Linked DNA regions of Homo sapiens: region 2 is linked to region 1. Evidence: chromatin loops called from intact Hi-C (ENCODE). Cell type or tissue: PC-9. All regions are shown on one strand. Each heading gives the region's core, and the rest is flanking DNA. Links, peaks and the distances in the headings are about the cores only. Region 1 overlaps LAMA4 (laminin subunit alpha 4). Region 2 overlaps HDAC2 (histone deacetylase 2).

Region 1 (12,094 bases), core at 1,887-9,886:
TGGGCCTTGTTATAATAGCAATTGATAACTGATACAGTGATCAAGTGATAGATTCAATAATACTACTGTGATTTGGTGCCTACACTCATTGCTGAAGGAAATGTTAAATTTCCACTGGAGGCTAAAAGATATTAAAGTCATTCATGGTCTTCACAACATGAATGTTTCTGGCCTTGTAGCATTCCTGCCTTCTCAATAAAATTTCTTTAAATGTAGTTCTGGGAATTGGTTTCCTTTAGTCTTCCTTCTACTGTTTTATACGTTTTTCACCAACTGCTATAGATTCCTTGTGGCATCTCAGTTGTTTCTCAGGGGCTCAGAATTGGGCCTGAATCTAAAAATCTTGGTTATAAAGTCAAGTTGTCCTGAATGATTCCCTGTGGCCACATGTAGATTCTAAATAGTTCTGAACACTGGAAATTGGTTGCTTTGATTATATGTTGCCCTAGGTTTAATGTCTGCTATTGGACCCACAAAGAGGGCAAACATGTGCTGGGTCAGCTATGAGAGGAATACACCTACGTTCGTAAGCCTCATCTGCCTCCTCATCCACGAGCTCCCGTTGGGTGAAAAATGGTTGACGGCTTCTAATCTCTTCAAGCATCTTCTGGGCCAACACCAGCTTCTCAGAGATTTCCTTGGGGCTAAGTTCATGCTCTTCCCCATAATAGAGCATCTTGTTGTTGATCTCTGAAAGGAAGAACATGGTGAAACAAGGCAGCAGGGAGAGATGACCAGGCACTAGAAATGCAAGGGAGCAAGGGCTGTGGGCAAAGGGCAGGGCTGATCCTGAAATGGAAAGAGAGACTCATTCAAAAGCAGCGTGCTAGTGTTCATGCTGTGAATCCCAGCGAGCATGGAAGCTCATCATCTATTCCACGAAGGAGAAAGACACGAGGAAACCACTCTTCTCTGCTTCCCATGCGGGGTCTTCAGAATGGGAACTGGCTAATGCAAAGCCTGCTCTGCTCTCATCCTCATCTGGTTTCCACAGTGATTTGAGAATGCTAATATTTAGCGTTAAATATTGTAACTTGATATTCAAGGCATCCAAATCTACAGTCTTTGATCAGCCTTTTATATAACATACTTAACTTGGAGAAAATGCTCAGAGATCACTCCTGTCATGGGTGAGATTATTAATGTGTGGAGTTATTAATTGTATTTTAGACAAAGATTTGATCAAAGCTTTAAGCCCAAATGAGAGCATATTGATAGCTGTCCAAATGAGTCTTTCAAATTATTTCACAGGCTAAATACAAAATGAGGGTTTGTTATAATATGATGTGAGCTTTTGCTCATTGATAGTTATTTTTTGGCAGTTGCTGTTTGCCTTCTAGAGCGTGACTACTCTAGGTCATTTTCACCCCACTTCCATAAGTCAGGTGGAGAATTTTAGAACTGGAGGGACCACTGAGGCTCAAAGGGATTAGGTGACCTGTCTAAATATTAGCAGACTGAAATACGTCTTTGAATCCCTCATTCCTACTACATATGATGAGAAGGAAGGTATGTAATTGTCACCTTGTTCTACTGCAGCTCCAAGAGGAAGCATTTTATCTTGCTGGCATAAATGAAATTGCGTGTCTGTGGTTTACTATGATCTATGTGGTTGACCAGACAAGATGGGTAAACAAACATTGGTGTCACATAAATCATACCAGGATAAGGGGTTGTATTTTATGTGGATAATAGCTTGAAGGTCGCCAGCGGTTATTTTAGAGATGGTTGGGAATAAGGAATGACATGTAATTGGTGTCTTACAGCATTCCAGAATTATATAAAGGGATTAAACATCCACTCCTCAAGTAAAGTCTAAAATATTAACCTGCGAAATAAACTAAATGTAAATATTTTTTCCTCAGCTCTAGCACTTGTGATGCTGAATTCTCTGGCATTTTGGTGCAAGTCTTATATTTATAATTTTGGCCTGTTTTAGTTTAGCTACTTGCAGTATAGATTAGAAAAGGGAAATACAGACAATAGTATTTTTGCCTTTGGTTTTTGGAGACGATTCACACATTATTTTAAAAATTTAAAAGCTGTTAGAAGTTATTGTTTCCCATTTACATTTCCTTTGCATTTTTTCATCTTTTCCCATGCTTAAAGGATCAAATAAGAGGGTTCAGATCCTTTGCAAATGAAACACTTTTGAATCAAAACATGGGTTATAATAGCAAAGGTGAATTATTTTCTCTGAATGGCTTACTAGGGTCCTGGCATTTGCTGCCTAAAGAGGCATTTATTTCTTAGTTGGATAAGGTCATGTTATCTTCTAGGTTCAATCTCACTTTTTGAACAAATCAATAGTAACTCTAAAATGCTATAGAAAAAGAATATTTTGTCAGGAAACTCAAAAATATGAGCCATGAGAGAGTATGTGAGTGAGGAGTGTTTGGATTGCATGTCATTTGCTTTTATTGTTTATAATAGACATCAAAGGAAACATGACAAATGATTAATCTTGCTTTTATGTATCCCTTTGCATGCAATATGCCCCAGTATAAAGACATGAATCTTCCACTGTGGGTCCCTTTATCGCTACTGTGCCCTGGGATGCACTTGGTGTTGTCATCCAGCCCTTAATATATAGTATAATAAAAACTATGGAAATGCAGATACTGGATCTTAGCAAACTCTCACCCAAGGAAATCTTCTTTATCCTATAACAGATGAAATCTGCTGTTTTCTGCTGGTAAATTGAAGGCCAACTATTAGTGCACTATTAAAATAGTCTTCAAGATTATCCTGCATGTATTGCAAGTGAGAGCACAAATTAAGCAAACCTCCAAGAGGGAAGGTACAATCATTCACAATGCTTTAGGACAAAGAAATCTCCCACAGCCCCGCTCCTTCCTTTTCTTCTGGGTTGGGGCCCAAGCATGTTGCCTGATTGGCCTTTGGGAAAGCCCATCATAGAAAGAGCTTGTGATGATTTGGGTCAACTGATAGTTTACTGGCATTCTAAAAGCAATGTTTTCTCTGCAAATAACTGAGAAAAATCTGTGACTCCTACTCAACTCTTGCATTTTAGAGACACCACAGCATGCAATCTCCTCTGTCAGAAGGTTATTCTGTGAAATGCCTAAAAAGGGAATGATTTTATACATTGATTATTGAACATCAACAGATAGTAAGTAGGGATGAGTGCTCAGAAATTCCAGATAAACAAACTTGAAATGAAGACCTTATACAAGTTTAAACCTATAATACTGTACCAACAAGTTCCTGGCACACAGCAAACACTTAACAGTAGCCATTATGCCTACTGATGTTAATAACATAAGTGTTTCCTTGATATTAAACTGAACCAGAAGAGAATATATTTACCTTGGATTTTATCCCTCATATCATGGGCTTGCTCTACCAGCTGACTTGCGTGGTTAATGGTGTCCATGCTTTCCTTCTGAACAAGTTGTCCTTTTCTGGAGGCTTGATTTTCCTACAAATAATCCGTATAAAGGCTAGATTAAATGTATGAGAAAAGAATGTTGTATAAGCACAGATAGGGGTGGGTGGGCATAATGTATTTCCTAAACGTAAATCTTCCTGGCATGTGAAAGTTCTATAACACATGAAATCATCCCAAAAATAATGCATGAAAGGTAATGTGATGGCCAGTTTTACTTTTAAAAAATTTTTTAATTTTTCCGTAAGTTATTGGGGTATAGGTGGTATTTGGTTACATGAGTAAGTTCTTTAGTGGTGATTTGTTAGACTTTGGTGCACCCATCACCCGAGCAGTATACACTGCACCATATTTGTAGTCTTTTATCCCTCCCCACTCCACTCTTCCCTGCAAGTCCCCAAAGTCCATTGTATCATTCTTATGCCTCTGCGTCCTCATAGCTTAGCTCCCACGTATCAGTTAGGACATACAATGTTTGGTTTTCCATTCCTAAGTTACTTCACTTGATGGCCAGTTTTAGAATGACAGAATGCTATAAAATCTGGTGCTATTCCTATATCATCAGTCACAGTTCAGTCCCAACCAACTGCCTTTCATATGTAATTTATTCTTCAAATTTTTACTGTATCTCAAGTTGCTGGACTAGAAAATTGCCCATGTCTGCTTATCATTTTGACATTGTGCTGACTGAAGAGCTTAAAGTTTCAAAGAGAAAATTGTTGAAAAAATAGGCAGACCTTGAAATGCACCATGCTTCCAGTGGCTCCTGGGTGGTCCAACCACTGCTGAAATTGAATTACCACAGAGATTTCAAGGATTATTCTCACTGGCCTAACATGCTGTTTTCAGTGCTTCATTCCAAATTCCCATCAACATTGATGGCACTTGTGTACAAATAACTGCTCAAGCAGATTTGGCTCAGCGTGAATGGAGCTCTTCTCCGAGAAGCTGATTCCATTCTCTCAACTTGGGAGATTCTGTTTCAGAGATCTCACACAGTATTTGTCAAAAATAATGCCCAACTCAAATGTGGCCTCTGAAGAAAGGGTTTGTGTGGGCGTCTGTGTGTATGTGTGTGTTTTTGTGTGCGTGGTGAAGGACAGAATGTGATCTAAGAGCACAGAAATGATTCAAGGCTAGGACACCACCCTGTATGCACAGCATGGGCGACATGTACTTACTTTTGGGATTTGAAGGACTGATCTATGGGTTATATTTAAGAGGAAGAGAAGTTCTTTAGTCTGGCATTTGGTCGAATGCCCACTTGCCTTGTCTGTTGCTTTTTTGGCTCAGCTCTTTAAAAACTGCTACAATACGTGAAGGAGCTGTGGGGTGATCTGCCACACAGAGCGCTGGTAGACCCATTATACAGAGTTTCCTGAGGATAGGGAAGTGGTTGTTTTAAACTTCTCTCCTTTCATCCAGTATTCTACCCAGAGGATTATGCCATGATTTTACCGGGAACGTTTTTACACTCTCCAGGAATAACCCAAGCAAGTGGCCCTCTCAGATGGTCAAGGAAGAGAATGCAGAAATGGTATTATAACAAACACATGCCCAGAGGCTTTTTATTGGAGAAGGGTAATCCCCTCCCTACAGAGCAAGGCTCCTGTAGTCACAGAGCCCACTGTGCAGCGGCAATGTGGTCATCAGTCCCTTCATAAACTGTGGGCTCTCTGAATGGACACTGTCTTCTGAGTCATTATACTCCTTCCTGCAATTCCAGTCTTCTTCTTGGCTTGTTCCAGTGCTTTCCAGAAAAACAGTATTTGTGGTCATTTTAAAATTAAATATGCAGAAACTATAATAAATCTTAATATTACTCCTCCCTGCTTTTAAAAAATACGGACACAAGCATTTAAAATTTTAGAATTTTTAATGAGTTGATCTTTGATCCAGTTTAAGTTATATTTGCAAAGCACAACACCCCTAGTTTTTACTTTGGCTTGATACTTCAGAGTAAAGCTCTATTGTTATTCCTATGTCATTAAACTTATTATTTTTTGATATGGAAACTTCAGTTGAAGTGATGAGAGACAGCTGAAAAATGTCATGCCTATAAGAAAACCTCTTCTTTTTGACAAACGCCAGAGGGCGCTAAGATACAGGTAGATAGAGATATATAGCTATTGATATACTGTATATATGACTGGATCAGTGGCAAAGAGGAACATCTATTCCTTTACATTGTAAGATGACTGAATTGAACCTATAGTGATGGCTTATATGAATGTTTATTTTTCCTGTAACTTTGCCTGTGGAAGGAAAATAATGATATAGGCACGTGGGAAAACAGGTGCGCCTCGGTTTAAGAAAAGCTGAAATTAAAAAATTACCTTGTAACTGTAAACTAGTTGGTGGTTTACATTACAAATGTATTAGTCATTTGCTCATCTCAACAGAAAATTCTTCTTGTACATATTTGACATAAAAGTGGCAAGGATGTCTTGGTAATATAGTACATAAAAGGTAGATGACGTGAGGATGATAACCAATATCTAGGGTGATCATATATTTTATGGTTCAACCTGGGGCATTTTTGCACATGAAAGGGAGAACTTTTAGTAATTATTCTGGGACACAAGCATAAACAGCAACAGTCCTGGACAAACCAATAGTAGGAATATTGGTGTGCTACTTCAGAATTTGTACAGTAATATCTACTTCTGCCTACCTCCTAAACATTAATGACCCTAAATTCCTTTCCAGCCCTGATTACCCTCTGAATTGCAGATTCACATCTCTATCTGCCCTCTGTGCCATCACAGATATTTCACTTTTAAAATGTCCAGAGTAATCCATTCGTGTTCGTAGTCTTAGTCATCCACGTCTCAGGATGGAGCTTCTCTCTTTGCCATTTCTCACCTCCAACTGGTCACCAAGTCTGTTTCATTCCACCTGCCACTCTGGCCTCTCTTCCTCTTTTCCATGACCACAGTCTCAGTTCATCCTTGTTCTGTGCAAATTCTTTTCAAATGAAGGCAAGACAGCAACCCACTGCTCTCTTCTCTAGACCACTGTGGCGGTCTCCTAAGCAGTGCCCCTATTGTCAGTCTTCACTGGCTAGTCTATCATCCACACTGCAGAGGGACGTTTCTAAAGTGCAAATCTAATCAGCTCATTGTTCTGGGTAAATACCTGAATGACTTCCAGAGTCCACAGGCTGAAGTCCCCATGTTCACGAGCGTGTTTGGGAAGGTTCTTCACAATTGGGCCTCTGACAGCTTCTTCAGCATTATCTCCTCCTCTCTCTGCCTTACAATGAATCTTCCACAAGGCCACAGTTCCAGTCCCAAGAACTTAGCACGCTGCTTCACATCTATCTGTTCTCATAGTACTTACCCCTTGCTTGGGAGTATCTGATAAACTCCTACTCATTCTCAATATACAGGCCAATACTCACCTTCTCTGAGAAGCCTTTCCTAGTGTACCCATGCCAAAATATTTCACTATTTCTTCCTTAGAGTTACCGTTTAGCCTGTACCATGTTTCTCTTATTAAATGCTGTATCATAATTATGTTTTTACTTATCTGTTTCCCTGCTAGACTGAAGCATCTTGAAAACAGGGCCTTATTATATTTCAGGATACCTAGCACCTAGCACACTAACTGTCACAGGCCGGGCGCGGTGGCTCACGCCTGTAATTCCAGCACTTTGGGAGGCCGAGGCGGGTGGATCACGAGGTCAGGAATTTGAGACCAACCTGACCAACATGGTGAAGCCCCATCTCTACTAAAAATACAAAAAGTAGCCGGACGTGGTGGCACATGCCTGTAATCCCAGCTACTCAGGAGGCTGAGGCAGGAGAATTGCTTGAACCCAGGAGGCAGAGGTTGCAGTGAGCCGAGATTGCGCCACTGCACACCAGCCTAGATGACAGAGCGAGACTCTGTCTGAAAATAAATAAATAAATAAATAAATAAATAAATAAATATTATATACAGATGTTCAATAATGCTTCTGGAATAGAAATGTAAACAGTTATCCCTCAGCATCCATGGGAGATTGGTTCCAGGACCCCACAGATACCAAAATTCATGGTTGTTCAAGTTTCTTACATAGAATGGTGTAGTATTTGCAATACTATAACCTATGCACATCCCCCTATATATATTATATCTAAATTACCTCTAATACCTAATGCAATGCCTATACATCACTTCGTTCATATGGATTCAAAGTAATACTCAGCATATGGTAAATTTGTATTTTGCGTTTTGGAACTTTGTGGAATTTTTCCAAATATTTTTAAGCCATGATTGAATCTATGAATACAGAGGGCCAACTGTACTTAATTTTCTCCTGCCTTTTTGGCAGGACCAGAGATGAGGTTCAGATGCTTTTGATGCTTGGAGATAGCCTACTTTCCTTTTAGTCCTGTGGGTCTCTCTGCATGAGTTGTCATTCAGGTAGCTTCTGCTGTGGTTCAAGGAGTAGAAGTGGAGGAGATGGTGCAGTACCTCCTGAGCCGCCCTTGGAGACTGTGCTTTGTAACTCTGGGCTCTGCAGTGGACCTTCAAGATCCAGATGGTGAGGGGCAGCACTGAGATTGGGAGAGGGCCACATCTCACCTCTGCTTGTAGCCCAGTGACACTCTGACCTTGAGCACAGTGGCTCTGGGAACATGGAAAAGTAGAATCTTGGCACGATCTTTGGAATTTTCATTGCAGACAAGATCAGCAGCACCAAAGGGAGCATCTTTTGAGCACTGGGTATTTATGAACACAGATGGATGGGCATCCTTTAGGGGAATCCCAGACATAAGTGGTGGGAAAGGGCTGTAGGACTTCCCAGTAGAAGGCTGGAGAATTTAGAAAGGGAAGTTCAGACAAAACCCGTAGCTAGGTGGATGTAACTTGTGAGATTTGGGTCACATGAAATCCATGTGGCAGGTAATTTGCAAAAAGTGGTATTACTTATCAAGTTCAAGGGGCAATATTACTGATTTTTATACACAATGAACTCCTTTACTCTATTTAAAGCCAAATATTAGTTACTTTCTTGATAGAAGGCTTTCTAAGACACAGCTTTCCTTAAATCTAAGAATCAGTCATGGACTTTTCTAGAGCAAGGGCTTGAAGAATGCTTAAAAAGTCATTAAGACCAGCCCTGGGCATTTGTTTTGAAATGTTTCAGCAGGTTTTTGCACCATCAGGACTGTGGTCAGAACATTATATTCAATAAAAATAGATGGAAACAGCTGGGTGAAAGTTCCTAGTAGCTTTATCATCAACCTCCTGTGTTGGTGGTCTGCCCTTCTTGTCCGGGAGCCTTTTCTACTGTGATGTTAACTTTCAAGCGTACATTATTTCCTCTCCACGAAAGCCTGCATTTAGCTTACATTAGAAGTGGGGAAATTGTACAACAAAAGGATCAGGAATTCTGCCTGGGCTGTGGGAGGAGCTAATCTTGGTGAAAACATTTCCTCAGATGTTTTCTTGAAAATTCTTTCCTCAAGAAAGAATTAAGGCTGGGCGTGGTGGTTCATGCCTGTAATCCTAGCACTTTGGGAGGCTGAGGTGAGCTGATCACCTGAGGTCAAGAGTTTGAGACCAGCCTGGCTAACATGGTGAAACTCTGTCTTTACTAAAAATACAAAAATTAGCCAGGCGTGGTGGTGTGTGCCTGTAATCCCAGCTACCCAGGAGGCTGAGGCAGGAGAATCACTGGAACCCGGGAGGCGGAGGCTGCAGTGAGCCGAGATCACGCCACTGCACTCCAGCCTGGGCAACAAAGCGAGACTCCATCTCAAAAAAAAAAAAAAAAAAAGAAAAAAGAATTAAGATAGTTTTAGCAAGTTTCAACCATATCTGATACCAACATGAAGTAACAATGAGTTTCCACAAATATTTATTTCTTGGTATTTCCTTTACTATTTAAGAGATTTCACTGCTCTTCAAGCACTAGTGGTTGGATTAATATGTGCCATTGCCGGGAACTAGGGACACAATTTTCATGATAATCTCTTAAAGGGTTTGGGGTCCAAGGTCAAAAGAGAATACTATTGTTATTTTATTTTTTTAAAATTTTTGTTGATCATGAGAATTGTTTATAATGTCAACTACCAGTTTTGGAAAGCGGCAATTCTGAAGTACTCTGGCCAGTACTGGTGGAATATCATTAGAAAAAAAAAAAAAAACTGTGTTAAACATTCTAATATGCTAAATATGGTGCCTCGTGACTTAGTTTGTAAAATTAGTATAGCACATGGATGGATGTTTTTCCATTAGGCTGTTGCGGAGTGCGTTGAATAGCCTTTCACATTGACTCTGCTCATGTTTTAATGTTTTTCCTGTTAATTCCTGACAGCTTTTACAAGTTGTATTTTTCTCAATATTTTTCTCTGTCTAGTTGTCTTTTTTGTTTATTTAGTTGTTTTATTGGATATTTGAAATTTTATCTTGTCAAATCTATCTTTTTATTGAAATTCTTTATGTTGTATTTAAGTGTTCTGTTATTCCCTTTGAAGATTTAATAAGTAGTTTGTTCTATTTTCTTGTGGATTTGAGATTTATACTCAACTCTTTAAACGGGCTAATTTATTTTAGTCTGTGGTATAAAGTGATGGTTGAAAGTGGTTTTTTCCCTGCCAAAGAGCGAAATTGCTTTCTCAGGACAATTCCCTTTCTTTCCATTTATCATTTAATGTATACTTTAACCAATATTTAAATTTTATATTCTATATAATAAATTTTAATTCTGGATGCTCTGTAGCTCTTAGTCATAAGATGCCTTGGCAAACACCTGAATGACCATCCTAATTAAACAAATCAACCGTATCAACCCACCGCAAATACACAGAAAATTCTCCACAAACATAGCTTTTCAAGAAAAACAATCAAAACGAGAGGAGACGGTAGAGACTGAGTATGTTAACTTTCTCCACAGGTCTGGTCTTGATTTATTTTAAGGCACATGGGTCACTGCATTTTTTCTGGGCTGTGTTAAGCCTCAGTCGTTTGTGACCAGCCAGCCTCACATCAGCTAAATCCTTTCTTTGAAGGCTGTCCCAGAAACTGAATACATACATACGTACCTTTTCAACTAATTCCTCTACGTCAGACAGAAGGCTTTTCATCGTGTTCTCAGCATTGTTGATTTGTATCTTTCTTAGGGCGTATTGGTTTTCTCTTTCTGACAATTTTGTCTGCAGAAGAATGTGTTTTGAGAATAGTCAATGGGCACACCAGGTTTTAAAAAATGTACATAAAACTCTTTCAGTGTAAGAGGACTCAGAGTAGAGTGTGAGGCTCTTTTCTCAAAATAGTGGGGTCCGCAGGCTGCTGCAGCCTGATATGAAGGGTGGGGTCTGCAGAGGGGACTGAGGCCCTTAGGGGCTAAAATTCTGCAAGCTCCACTCACTAGACCAGGGATGCTGGTCAGGGGCTGGGTTGACCATGGGGAAAGGGCTCCTTTTTCTAATTTGTACAAAGGTACAATATAGGCTGGTGGTGGCCCTGGGTGTCTGAGCTTTAGAATTTTAATTTTGTTAGGTCTGGAAGAACTGACCAACCCATCAGTATTGATGTAAATGGAGTATAGAAATTAACTTTCCTCATTTTAATGCAAGTCTCTTTATTTCAGACCCCTGGCTTTCTCCTTTTTCATTTTCGAGGAGTTGGGTCTAAATGCGGCTTTACTGAGATTACTTGGGAGTGAGCCCTTCAATCTTGACACTGACTTCCTGTCTGCCATAATGATTCCTGTCTTGAAGTTGTGCCTTTGAGGAAAGAGAATCTGAGTGGTTTCAGGAGGCCTGGATCTGGGTGACTCCCCTGGGGGGTAGTGTCTTCATGTGTTCCAACAGGTAATTTTGGACAAGAACAATTTCAAAGTTTAGAATAAAATTCACACCAAGATTCTATCCAGGCTACAATACAATTTTTGTTTTTGCTTACACTTTACATATTTGGCCAACTGCTATGGATATCATTTGCACCTCCAAAAAGCAATGAGTACTTAGTATGCCAGGTACTGTTCTAACTTCTGTACATATATCAATTCACTGAATTCTCTCAACAGCTCATGAGATAGAGGCAATAATTATTCAGGAAACTGAGGAATTATAGAGGTTAAATAACTTACCTACGGTCACACAGCTAGTGGGTGTCAGAGCTGGGATTTGAATACAAGCAACCTAGTTTCAACGTCCATGCTCTCAATCATTTTCCTAAATTGACTAACAAAGCAAAACAATGTGCTGGTATTGAATTCCATTTTCCCTCAGCTAATGATTATTATTTTAAAAATATCCTTTTGTTGTGATAGAAGCCCATGATTTAGTGGGAAAGAAAACTTGTAAATCTTAGCTATACAAGGACCTTTATATAGTCATCCCTTGGTAGTTGTGGGAGATTGGTCCCAGGACCCCGTGGGGATGCTCCAGTTCCTGATACAAAATGGCCTAGTATTTGCAGATAATGTATGCACATCCTCCAGAATACTTTAAATCATCTCTAGATTACTTATAATACCACTTATAATACTAACACAATGTCAATGCTGTGTAAATAGTTGTTACACTGTATTTTTCTTTTTTAATTGTTGCATTATTTTTTATTGTTTTTATAAAATATATTTTCTATCTGTGATTGGTTGAATCTGAGGATGTGGAACCTGTGGATATGGAGGGCCAACTGTATTACTGTTTTTGTTTTTTAATCTGTTGGCTGCTTTTAACTTGT
Region 2 (12,094 bases), core at 3,587-11,586, 1.8 Mb after region 1:
TAATATATTTCCTTGTCAAGAATATAGATTTACATTATAACTTTTATGGAATAAGTATTTAATTGAATTAATAAACTATACTTTCTTAAAGAGATTTTTAATGTTTTAAAAATTGATAATACACATATTTTCATGGTACATGTTTTAATTTAATACATTTATATAATTTGTCAAGATCAAATCAGTGTGTTTAGGATACTCATCACTTTAAATATTTGTCTTTTCTTTATGCTAGAAACATTCAAATTATTCTCTTCTAGTTATTTTGAAATATACAATAGGTTATTGTAAACCATAGTCATAGATCAGTTTGACACTGATCTATCAAACACTAGGTCTTATTTATTCTATGCAACTATATATTTGTGCCCGTCAATGAACCTCTCTTTATTCCCTCTTCCCTTCAATTTTTTCCAGCCTCTGGTAACCACCAATCTACTCTCTATCTTCATGAGATACACTTTTTTACTTCCCCCATATGACTGAGAACATGCAATATTTGTCTTTCTATGCTTGACTTATTTCACTTAACATAATAACCTCCAGTTCCATCCACGTTGCTGCAAATGACAGGATTTCATTCTTTTTTATGGCTGAATATTATACCACTGTGTATATATACCACATTCTCTTTATCTAGTCATCTGTTGATGGGCACTTAGGTTGATCATACTTTGGTTATTGTGAATAATGCTGCAATAAACATGGGAGTGCAGATATCCCTTTGATAAATTGATTTCCTTTCTTTTGGATATATACCCAGTAATGGAATTGCTGGATCACATGGTAATTCTATTTTTAGTTTTTTGAGGAACTTCCATACTGTTCACCATAGTGGCTATACTAATTTACATTCCTACCAACAGTGCACAAGGGTTCCCCTTTCTTCACATCCTCTCAGCATGTATTATTGTCTTTTTGATACAAACCATTTTGACTGAGGTGAGATAATATCTTAGTGTGGATTTGGTTTGCATTTCTCTGATGATTAGTGATGCTGAGCATTTTTAATATACATGTTGGCCATTTGTATGTCTTCTTTTGAGAAATATCTGTTCAGATCTTTTGCCCATGTTTCAATCCAATTTTTTTTGTTGCAATTGAGTTGTTTGAGCTCCTTATACATTCTGCTTATTATTCATTTGCCAGATGGATAGTTAGCAAGTATTTTTGCCCATTCTGTGGATAGTCTCCTCATACTATTGAAGACTTTTCCTGTACTCTGCAGAAGCTTTTTAGCTTGCTGTAATCTCATTTGTCTGTTTTTTCTTTTGTTGCTTGTGCTTTTGAGGTCTTACATAAAAATGCTTTACCCACACCAATGTTTTGGGGTGTTATCCCAGTGTTTTCTTTTAGTAGTTTCATAATTTCAGATCTTAGATTGACTGATTGATTTTTTTATTTTTTTGAGATGGAGTTTCACTCTTGTTGCCCAGGCTAGAGTGCAACGGCATGATCTCAACTCTCTGCAAACTCTGCCTCTTGGGTTCAAATGATTCTCCTGCCTCAGCCTCCCTAGTAGCTGGGATGCTTGACTGGCCTAGCCTCCCAGCCTACATCATTCTCCTGTGCGGGATGCTTCCTGCTTCAAGCATCGGACTCCAAGTTCTTCAGTTTTGAGACTCAGACTGGCTCTTCTTGCTCCTCAAGTTTGCAGACAGTCTGTTGTGGGACCTTGTGATCATGTAAGTTAGGTTTTGGGAAGTTTTCTGTTATTATTTCTTTGAATAAGATTTACACCTCTTGTTCTTGCTCAATTCCCTCTTGAACACTAATACATCTTAGATTTGGTCTTTTGAGATAATTTTCTATATCTTGTAGGTGATCTTTTTTCCTTTTTATGTTATTTTTTCTCTGACTGTGGATTTTCAAATAGCCTGTCATTAAGCTTATTGATTCTTTCCTCTGCTTGATCCATTCTGCTCTTGAGAGTCTCTAATAAATTTTTCAGTTCAGCAAATATATTTTTCAGTTCCAAAATTTCTGATTTTTTAAAATCATTTTAATCTCTTTGTTAAATTTCTCTCATAAATTTCTCAAATGCTTGTCTGTGTTATCTTGGAGATCACTGAGTTTCCTTAAAACCACTACTTTAAATTTTTGGTTAGAGAGCTCACATGTCACCATCTCCTTAGGGTCAGTCACTGGTTCCTCGCTTTTTCTGTATGGAAAGGTCATAGTTCCCTGTTTGCTGTTGTTTGTTGTGGATGTACATCTATGTCTTTGCATTGAAGGGTTTATTATTTATTTCAGTCTTCATTGTCTGGCTTTTTTTTTTTTTATTGGATATGTTTACTTAGAGATTCTTTCTAATTTACCTGTTGATTTTCTTTCTTTCTTCCTTTCCTTTCCTTTCTTTCCTTTCCTATTTCATTTCTGTATTAGTCCATTCTCATGCTGCTATGAAGAAATACCTAAGACTGGGTAATTTATAAAGAAAAGAGAACTCACAGGTCTGCATGGCTGGGGAGTCTTCAGAAAACTTACACTCATGGGAGAAGGAACCTCTTCACAGGGTAGCAGGAAAGAAAATGAGTGCCAGCAGGGGAAATGTCAGACACTTATAAAAACTTATAGACCTCTTGAGACTCACTCATTATCACAAGAACAGCATGGAGGAAACCACCCCCCATGATCAAATTACTTCCACCTGGTCCCACCCTTGACACATGGGGATTATTACAATTCAAGATGAGATTTGGGTGGGGACACAGAGCCAAACCATGTCTTTCTTCTTCTCTCTCTCTCTTTCTTTCTTTCATTCTTTTTTCTTTCCTTTCTTTCTTTTTTTTTCTTTCTTTCTCTCTCTCTCTCCTCTCTCTCTCTCTCTCTCTCTCTCTCCCTCTCTCCCTCTCTCTCTCTCTCTCTCTCTCTCTCTCTCTCTCCCCCTCTCTCTCTCTCTCTCTCTTCTAGGTTGCTACCTCCTTTTTGGCACTAGATAGGACCTTAAGCCCAGGTTTGCCTTGGTTTTACTAAACAATCAGAGTGCCACCTGTCCCAAATGGAGGCGGTCCCAAAGGGGATATCCTGATAGTGTGGAAAGGCTGGCTTAGAATTTGTACCTAAGACACCTGTGGAATGAACCTCCTACAGTGTGGTGCTGAGACACCCTGATTTAGCATCTCCTTCGGCTGAGTAACACAGCAGAGTTTTCAGGGCTGGTGATGGTAGTCCTGCCTCTCCTCTTTGTTTCTGGCTGTCCTTGGGGATATTTTTCTTTTCAGGCACTCCTAATGCTTTCTATGGGTTGAGGCAGGGACAGGTCTCCTGCCAAGAAAATCACTATGGGGTTGGGGGAAGCTGGTTGTCCACCTCAATCTCACTTTTTCAAGAGTAGAAATTCTGAGTTTGGAGAAAATTTTCCCTGTGCTTGGTGACAAGCAAAAGGAGGGGAGGGGCATTGTAGATATGGACGTCTAATTGTATCACCATCTGCTCAGAATTTTTCACCTCTCTATGGCCTCAAGAACTGGCTTATCCTCACATATGAGTAGTGGGACATTGCTGGTGATAATCAAAGCACTGTGTATTTGTCCTTGTTTTTCTGTGGGCCAGGGGGAGTAAAGCCAGCTTGCTTCTACCCTACCATTTTGGTTAAAGAAATTTTTGAAGGTAAATATCTAGGCTATTATTGTAAACAACACTAAAATAAATACCTTGGCCTCTGCCTCTGACCCTGCCCCTGCCCCTGCCCCTGCCTCTGCCTCTTTGCACGGTGTCCCTCTGATGCCGAGCCGAGGCTGGACTGTACTGCCGCCATCTCGACTGACTGCAACCTCCCTGCCTGATTCTCCTGCCTCAGCCTGCCGAGTGCCTGGGATTGCAGGCGCACGCCGCCACACCTGACTGCTTTTCATATTTTTTGGTGGAGACGGGGTTTCGCCGTGTTGGCCGGGCTGGTCTCCAGCTCCTGACTGCAAGTGATCTGCCAGCCTCGGCCTCCCGAAGTGCCGGGATTGCAGACGGAGTCTCGCTCACTCAGTGCTCAATGTTGCCCAGGCTGGAGTGCAGTGGCATGATCTTGGCTCACTACAACCTCCACCTCCCAGCCGCCTGCCTTGGCCTCCCAAAGTGCCGAGATTGCAGCCTCTGACCGGCCGCCACCCCGTCTAGGAAGTGAGGGGCGTCTCTGCCTGGCCGCCCATCGTCTGGGATGTAGGGAGAGCCTCTGCCCCGCTGCCCCGTCTGAGATGTGAAGAGCACCTCTGCCTGGCCGCGATCCCGTCTGGGAACTGAGGAGTGTCTCTGCCCCGCCGCCACCCCATCTGGGAGGTGAGGAGCATCTCTAACTGGCCGCCCCGTCTGGGAAGTGAGGAGCGTCTCCGCCGGGCAGCCTCCCTGTCCGGGAGGTGGGGGGCGCCTCTGCCCAGCCGCCACCCCATCTGGGAGGTGTACCCAACAGCTATTGAGAACGGGCCATGATAACGATGGCGGTTTTGTCGAATAGAAAAGGGGGAAATGTGGGGAAAAGAAAGAGAGATCAGATTGTTACTGTCTCTGTAGAAAGAAGTAGACATAGGAGACTCCATTTTGTTCTGTACTAAGAAAAATTCTTCTGCCTTGGGATGCTGTTAGTCTATAACCTTACCCCCAACCCCGTACTCTCTGAAACATGTGCTGTGTCCACTAAGGGTTAAATGGATTAAGGGCGGTGCAAGATGTGCTTTGTTAAACAGATGCTTGAAGGCAGCATACTTGTTAAGAGTCATCACCACTCCCTAATCTCAAGTACCCAGGGACACAAACACGGCGGAAGGCGGCAGGGCCCTCTGCCTAGGAAAACCAGAGACCTTTGTTCACATGTTTATCTGCTGACCTTCCCTCCACTATTGTCCTATGACCCTGCCAAATCCCCGTCTCCAAGAAACACCCAAGAATGATCAAAAAATACTAAAAAAATTTAAAAATAAAATAAATAAATAAATAAATAAATAAATATCTTGAAACTAACTTTGTGTGTGTGTCAACAATTTTTAAAGTTAGGCTTAGGCTTAAATATGCTTATAAAATTTACAGTTCCATACATCCTCCATATTTACAAACACCCTTTCTTTTCTCTGAGGAAGCACGGAGAAGAGAGAAGCAATAGTCTATCTTCACACATGTGATCAGCAAGAAAAGAGATGGGTCTTTTTCCTTTATTTGAGCTTTGTCTTTCCCATGTATATTTACATTATCTCAAAGCCAGTATCCTTGGGGGAAATTATACGTAATTGCTAAAATGTTGACATCAAAACTTTGCAGTTTGCTTTCAAAATGATGCTCATGTTCTCATTCACTAAGTGATTAAAGTTAACATCATCAGTAATGAGAGAAATTGAAATCATGCATTACCTGACTGGGTGCACTGAGAACACAGCATCATTCCTGTGATATTCTTGCCCAAAACATGCAACCTATATCTAACCATGAAGAAACATCAGACATGCCCACTGAGATATTCTACAAGGCCAGAGGGTTAAGTGACTTTCCAAATTTCACAGGACTTGTTGATGGCAGAACTGGAATAGGATTCAGTTATTCTGACTCCTGGACCTGAGATTCGATCCTATCCCATCCCATCTTATCCCATCTCCTTCTGTCCTCTTCAATCCTCTTCTATCCCCTTCCATTCCCCTTCCCACTTCTATTTCCATTCCAGTCCATTCTATTCCCATTCCATTTCACTCAAATTCCATTCCATTCCACAAATAATAATTGAGGCTTTATTTATGTGTTAGGCACTGTTCTAGACACTGGAGATTAATCCCCAGTGGAGTGTAAGACAAACAAAACCCTTGCCCTTATGAAACTCTTAATCCAGTGAAAGTAAGCAGAATGGTGGCTGCTCCTTGTCTGACATTCTTTGTGTGTGTGTATGTATATTATATAATATACATACACACACATATATACACATGTATATATATATATGTGTGTGTATACATATATATAGAAGGAATTCTCTTTCTTTTATCCCTTATTCCAATCCTGTTATTATTAAGGATTATATTTAACTTTACATGTTCAAATTAGTATAGTTCCTGTCTCCTGACTGAACGCTGATGCAGGGAAACTCTGGTCTCTGACTTTGATTTTTTTTTAATAGTAATGTTTGGTACAATCAACTGACTTAAAACTTTAAAAAACTGAATTTCTACGGGTAAATGTTTAAATATGAGAAAAAAGTTGACTTTAGAATGTCTAATAAGCCTATCCTATTCAACAACCAAGAAATAGATTTCATACCTATTACACATAAAGATATAAAGGCATATTTTGGACTTTAAAGAGCTTGCAGGACAGGAAAGGCAAAAACATTTTATCCTGAATGCCAACTATCTGGGTTAATGACTATCTGGGTTGATACGCATCTCAAGGCCAGAAAGGAATGATCAATTTGTGACATCAGACAGGTAAAAGACGGAGTGCTGGAAAAGCATGTCAGCTGTTACCTAGTCAGTTTCATAGATTTAGTAAACTGAAGCACAGAAATTTAAATGACTTGCCCAAAGCAAAGTTGTGTAATGTAAAGGCTGGTGCTAGACCCATATATGTGATTTCCAGTGCATTGTTCTTTACTTGTTGCTGCTCTAGATGATGATGGTGTTTTGAGGTCAGGTCGGAAGTACAAACAATTTAAGATGAGGCTTGTTTACCTTACCTATAGGGGTCCAGATGTGTTTTTCTGGGAAATCAGATTTATTGCCCACCATAGTCACAAACAGACTGGAAATAAGATAGATTTACAGAATTTTCTGCCTAACTCTAGAAATAGGATGGCAGAAGAGTCATTACATTAAGAAAGCCCAATGCTGCCATTTACTTTAAGACATATAAATTTGGATTTCAAACAAAACAGCTTACAAAAGGGTGTTTGGCATCAAAAGGGAATAGCACAGGAATTATACCTAAGTCCATTACATATAACACTGAACTATACAAGTAAATGTGTTTGACAATAACAATGCTTATTTGATTGTTGGGGAAGGTGACAGCTAGTAATACGTTGGACTTGAATTATATTTTTTCCTGGAAAATGGTATCTAGAGTAAATTTTTCGCACCTACTTGCCCAAACTTTCTTATCAGATGCTGAGTTGAAAAGAACATACCTAGATTCTACGGAAATTAGAAATCTAGCCTTTTTAAGAATATAACTTTGGAAATACTGGTGAATGGTAGATCTCCCATCCTCATGCTTGGAGGGCTATTATCTACCACAGGGCCACACAACAGTGCCCTCTTAAGCCCCTTAATTTCACCTAGTCTAGCCAAAGGCAACACAAGTTCAAACTTTCCGGCTAGACTTCAGAATAAGAAAATTTTTGAAGTGCATTTCTCACTTAAGGACATAGCATATTTAAAAAATAAGAGCAAAAGGGGAAATTCTTGTCTTTTTAAATCAAACATTATTTGTTGCCAGAAGTGTAATGACTTTTTGTTGGTATTTGTTAAGTACAGCCAGTTTTGATAATGTGCTCTCTTTTACTTTAGGAATTGCCTGTCCGTACTTTCCTTTAAAAGTTTTACCTGTACATCATCCTAGTAAGTATATGGCAAGGGCAGGGAAGTGACCCTGGATGTTTATTTCTGAAGAAACAAAAAAGATGACTAGTAGAGGATACAAGAGAAGCTGGAAGCTACTGATTTATCAATAGAATAAAAAATCCACAACACAAAAACAGATTAGAGTCTTCTTTGTTCAACTCACTCCTAAATACAAACCACTGGCTGCAAAATGGGTCTGGCCAAAAAAAATCTCCTATTCAGAATCCTGCTACTCATTTTACCTTAGAAATAATTATACATTTCTTTAACATTTAGAGTAAAAACAATCTTAATAAAAAGAGCAAATAACAGAATCTAATCAAGGTGTCTTCTGTCCTTAACTGTTTGTTCTACTAAAAAAGAATTTTTCATTAATAATCCTAATCATAACTCTGCAGTGTTCAAAGACCAAAGGGGTTAGGTACTTAGTTCAGTAAACAAAAGTCGTGGAACAAGCACCCAATGCCCCTGAATATTAACTTCACTATAACTATAATTCCTAGAAATAAATTTCAATTCTTTCCCATTCTGTATACTAACTGATTCTTACCACCAGTCAAAACAGAAAATTATTCTGGCTCTAATATTCAGTTCCATTTTGTCTGACTAGCAAAGTCACAATTAGTCAATGACTACCAGATACACTCTACTGTGTTTTGCAGATGTAAAACTTAGAAATTAGTGTTATAATTCTTATAGGAAAACCTAAATCAGTAAACTTAATTGTAGTTTAATTCAAAGTTTTTAATCCAATATTGCATTCAAAAAGAATCTGTTAATACATGTTGCTCTGCTTGTTACATGGCCACCAAGTGACTATAAGAGAAAACACACAGAAAAAAAAATTTTAAATGCAGTATCTGCCATCTTGTGGTACAGTGAGGAAATGCAGCAATTGAGAAGCTTCTAAATGCTGTAATCCTAAACATTTCTCCGCATTGCTCATGTAAATAGCCAATAATAACAATATGATAGTTCTATTTTTTCTGTAATCTACTTAATGCCATTTTTCTTGAGATTATCCTTGAGTAAATTACAGAGGCATCAAGATCCCCCCAAAGTTGTCAAATATTATTCGTATCCTTGCTAAAATCAGGTCTCCAAAAGATTGCTTCTCTATCCACTATGACCTAGTAGTCTTCACACTAGTAGGCATCAAACTGCAATAAAAGGCTCAGATACAACCCATCTGGCATCTAAAGGAACACTCAAAAATTTAACACTTCCCCTGGCACCACTCTCACCCATCTATCTACCTTTACCTCATAACAATAGCAAGCCAGGCGCGGTGGCTCATGCTTGTAATCCCAGCACTTTGGGAGGCCCAGGCGGGTGGATCATTTGAGGTAAGGAGTTCAAGACCAGCCTGGACAATATGGTGAGAACCCGTCTCTACTAAATATACAAAAATTAGCCAGGTGTGGTGGTGCACACCTGTACTCCCAGCTGCTTGGGAGGCTGAAGCATGAGAATCACCTGAACCTAGGAAGCAGAGGATGCAGTGAGCCAAGATCATGCCACTGCACTCCAACCTGGGCAACAGAGTGAGACTCTTTCAAAAAAAAAAGAAAAAAAAATAGCAGCTAACCCTTACTGAGCATTAACTATGTTATTAACTCAATCCTCACAACAAACCTATTAAGTAGGGACTATTATTTTCCTCATTTTAAATGATGAAGCAACTGAGGCACAGAGGTTAGTAATTTTCCTAAGATTATGGTGGAGATCCTAAGCTATTGAAATGATTACTACTTGTTTTCAAAAGCCCTTATCATTTATATCACAATATGAATAACAAATATTATGAATCGCAGTTATCAAAAAAACTTCAGCAGTATTACTACATCAAAACCATAAAAAACAGAAGATGTAGGTGACTAACTTCAATGTAAGAACTTCAAATAATTGCCCATTGACAGAATGCTAGCAGCTCTGGTAGAAGGGCAAAGCTTAGATATGATGTAACTAGCTTAGAGTACCAATGCTGACTTAGAACAGCATTCACCCATGCCATAGAGAACTGAGACAATGTGGCACCTTCATTAAATGAATTAAAGAGCTTTACTTGAGTTAATATCTTAGTTTACCAAACCTGACCTGAGTTTCCTCAAACACTTGACAATAGTTGCTTTCTAAGTCTGTAACATGATAGGTTTAGGCCGGGTACGGTGGCTCATGCCTGAGTCAGGAGAATCGCTTGAGCCTAGGAGTTTGTGACCAGCCTGGGCAACACAGGGAGACACCATCTCTCCAAAATAAAAATGTAAAAATCAGCTAGGTGTGATGGTGCACACTTGTAGTCCCAGCTACTTGGGAGGCTGAGGTGGGAGAATACCCTAAGCCTAGAAGTTCTAAGATGTAGTGAGATATGATCAGGCTACCACACTCCATCCTGGGTGACCGAGATCCTTTCTCTAAAAAAAAGAGATAAACAGCCAGGTGCGGCAGCTCACACCTGTAATCCCAGCACTTTGGAAGGCCAAGGTGGGTGGATCATGAGGTCAGGAGTTCGAGGCCAGCCTGGCCAACATAGTGAAACCCCGTCTCTACTAAAAATGCGAACAATTAGCTGGGCGTGGTGACAGGCGCCTGTAATCCCAGCTACTCAGGAGGCTGAGGCAGGAGAATGGCTTCAACCTGGGAGGCGGAGGTTGCAGTGAGCCGAGATTGCGCCATTGCACACCAGCCTGGGCAACAGCGAGACTCCGTCTCAAAAAAAGAAAAAATAAATAAACATAATAGGTTTAAAAAACTAAGTTAAAAAATAAGTCTCTCTATAGCTTTTTATTTACTGAGGTTAAAGATCTTTTCATATTTACAAACTATTTATATGTATTTGTTTCCCAGTTCACATCCTTATACATTTTGTTCCTCTACTATCTTTAGATATGAGCCTTTTGACCTGGATGAGTTACAAATCTGCCTCCCACTCTGTCTTTTGTCATTTTTCTTGACTTGTCTTCTAAGTTTTTGTTGGTCCACTGAACTAATTTTTTTTTTGTTATCAAATATATCTTTTATAGTTGAGTTTGGTGTCACACTTAGGCCTTCTTCAATCCATTTGCTTTAAGAGTTTAGGTTTTTGGTAGTTTTATCTTTTCCTATTTAAATCTTCTAGTGGAGGGCAGAAAACTGGGTTTTCCATTTGGTTACCAGTTGTTGTCCCAATTCCACTTACAAAATAATGTCTTTCCTTGCCAATTTCAAATATCATTTTTATCCTATATGAATTTTTTAAAGTATTAGGGTATTCTGACATCTTACTATGTTACATTGACCTTACTAGACACAAGAACCATAGCTTCTTTACATATTATTTCTAAAAATTTTGTTATTACAAATGGGGGTCTTTGTTCTTCCAACAGACTTGGTCACTAAGTGTTACTGATTTCTGTTTATTAATGCTGTACCAAATCACCTTGCTGAAATTGCTTTAGATAGTTCTCTTGAGGTTTTAGTTGTATATAACCAACTACTTAGAAAAACAAAACCTCTTAAATACACCCAAGGAGATCCAGTATAGTATTGAAGTGTACAATTTCAGTATGTTCACACAATGGAACATAATACATAGCAGTCAAAATGAACTATACTTAACATGTGTCAACAGGGGTAGATCAGAATATTAAATGAAAAAAAGCAAAGGGCCTTTGTCTCCTGGCACCCGGATACTGAGCTCAGTTTCCGTCTTCACTGTTCCATCTCCTCCATCCACTACTCCAGGATCTCATAGGTGACTCTACCACAGCCCCTGTTGTCCTGTGAGCTGCAGGCACTGGGAAATCCACAGGGAGGATGCCAGAACATCTGGAGCCTGCGAAATGGTATTTTCTTATTTAAAACAGGATCATCATGGTAGACGGGAGGCATGGTGGGAGGGGGGCGAGGGATAAAAGATTACAAATAGGGTGCAGTGTACACTGCTTGGGTGATGGGTCCACCAAAATCCCACAAATCACCACTAAAGAACTTAATCATGTAACCAAACACCACCTGTTCCCCAATAAGCTATGGAAAAATAAAAATAAAAAAAGCAAAGTTACAGAATTGTCCAAATACATACCATCTATGTTTCACAAACACTAAATACATTTCATTATCCCCCTAACGAAGGGACTAAGTTTCTTAGTTCCTAATGTCATAAAGGTTTACAGATTGATAACAAATATGTAGCAAAAGTACAAAAACATGGGTAAAATATTCACAAAAACATGGATAAAATAATCACAATGGTGATTACTTCTTAAGGCTGGGAGGGAGGGAGGATTACAAACGACAAAGTACACAAAGAGAGCTTCAATTTCGGTGTATTTTAAGAAAAAAACACCGAAGCAAATATAGCAAAAGTAAAATATTTGTTAAGTCGGGGTGGGTGCACAGCTGTTCATTACAAAAGTCTAGGTGCTATTGTGAATGTCTGAAACATTTAAGAGGCTTGTAGAGAAATATTTTTTCTTTTAATATTTTACTGCACTGAAGAGAAATACTTTTGACTGAATTATCTTCTGGCATTCTGTAATTTTTAATCTCAAAAGAATCAATGTGGGCCTGACAAAAAGGGAGAT

The links. A loop is a pair of places that touch in the nucleus more often than their neighbours do. Peaks named below come from ENCODE experiments on the same cell type or tissue, not always from the same donor. Only the 100,000 strongest peaks of a DNase experiment are listed, where the experiment ranks them.
Region 2: a loop joins it to region 1, with 4 times the contacts of the local background. A loop is called at or near these places in 7 of 110 quality-filtered maps.

Annotation. Positions count from the first base shown.
Region 1 is chr6:112,174,791-112,186,884 of GRCh38, forward strand. LAMA4 (laminin subunit alpha 4) reads right to left here. Exons shown (of 39, transcript NM_001105206.3): 9 at 10,447-10,557; 10 at 3,331-3,442; 11 at 523-690. Among named protein-coding and RNA genes, the nearest start is that of LAMA4-AS1, 56 kb to the right of the region's middle. In PC-9, for the core only: CTCF peaks have their summits at 5,503 (motif pointing right) and 5,710; DNase peaks (open chromatin) are centred at 5,511 and 5,831; H3K27ac peaks cover 1,610 bases.
Region 2 is chr6:113,927,904-113,939,997 of GRCh38, forward strand. It overlaps HDAC2 (histone deacetylase 2), which reads right to left. Exons shown (of 14, transcript NM_001527.4): 14 at 5,125-12,094. Among named protein-coding and RNA genes, the nearest start is that of LINC02880, 30 kb to the left of the region's middle. In PC-9, for the core only: CTCF peaks have their summits at 8,380 (motif pointing left) and 8,580; a DNase peak (open chromatin) is centred at 8,398.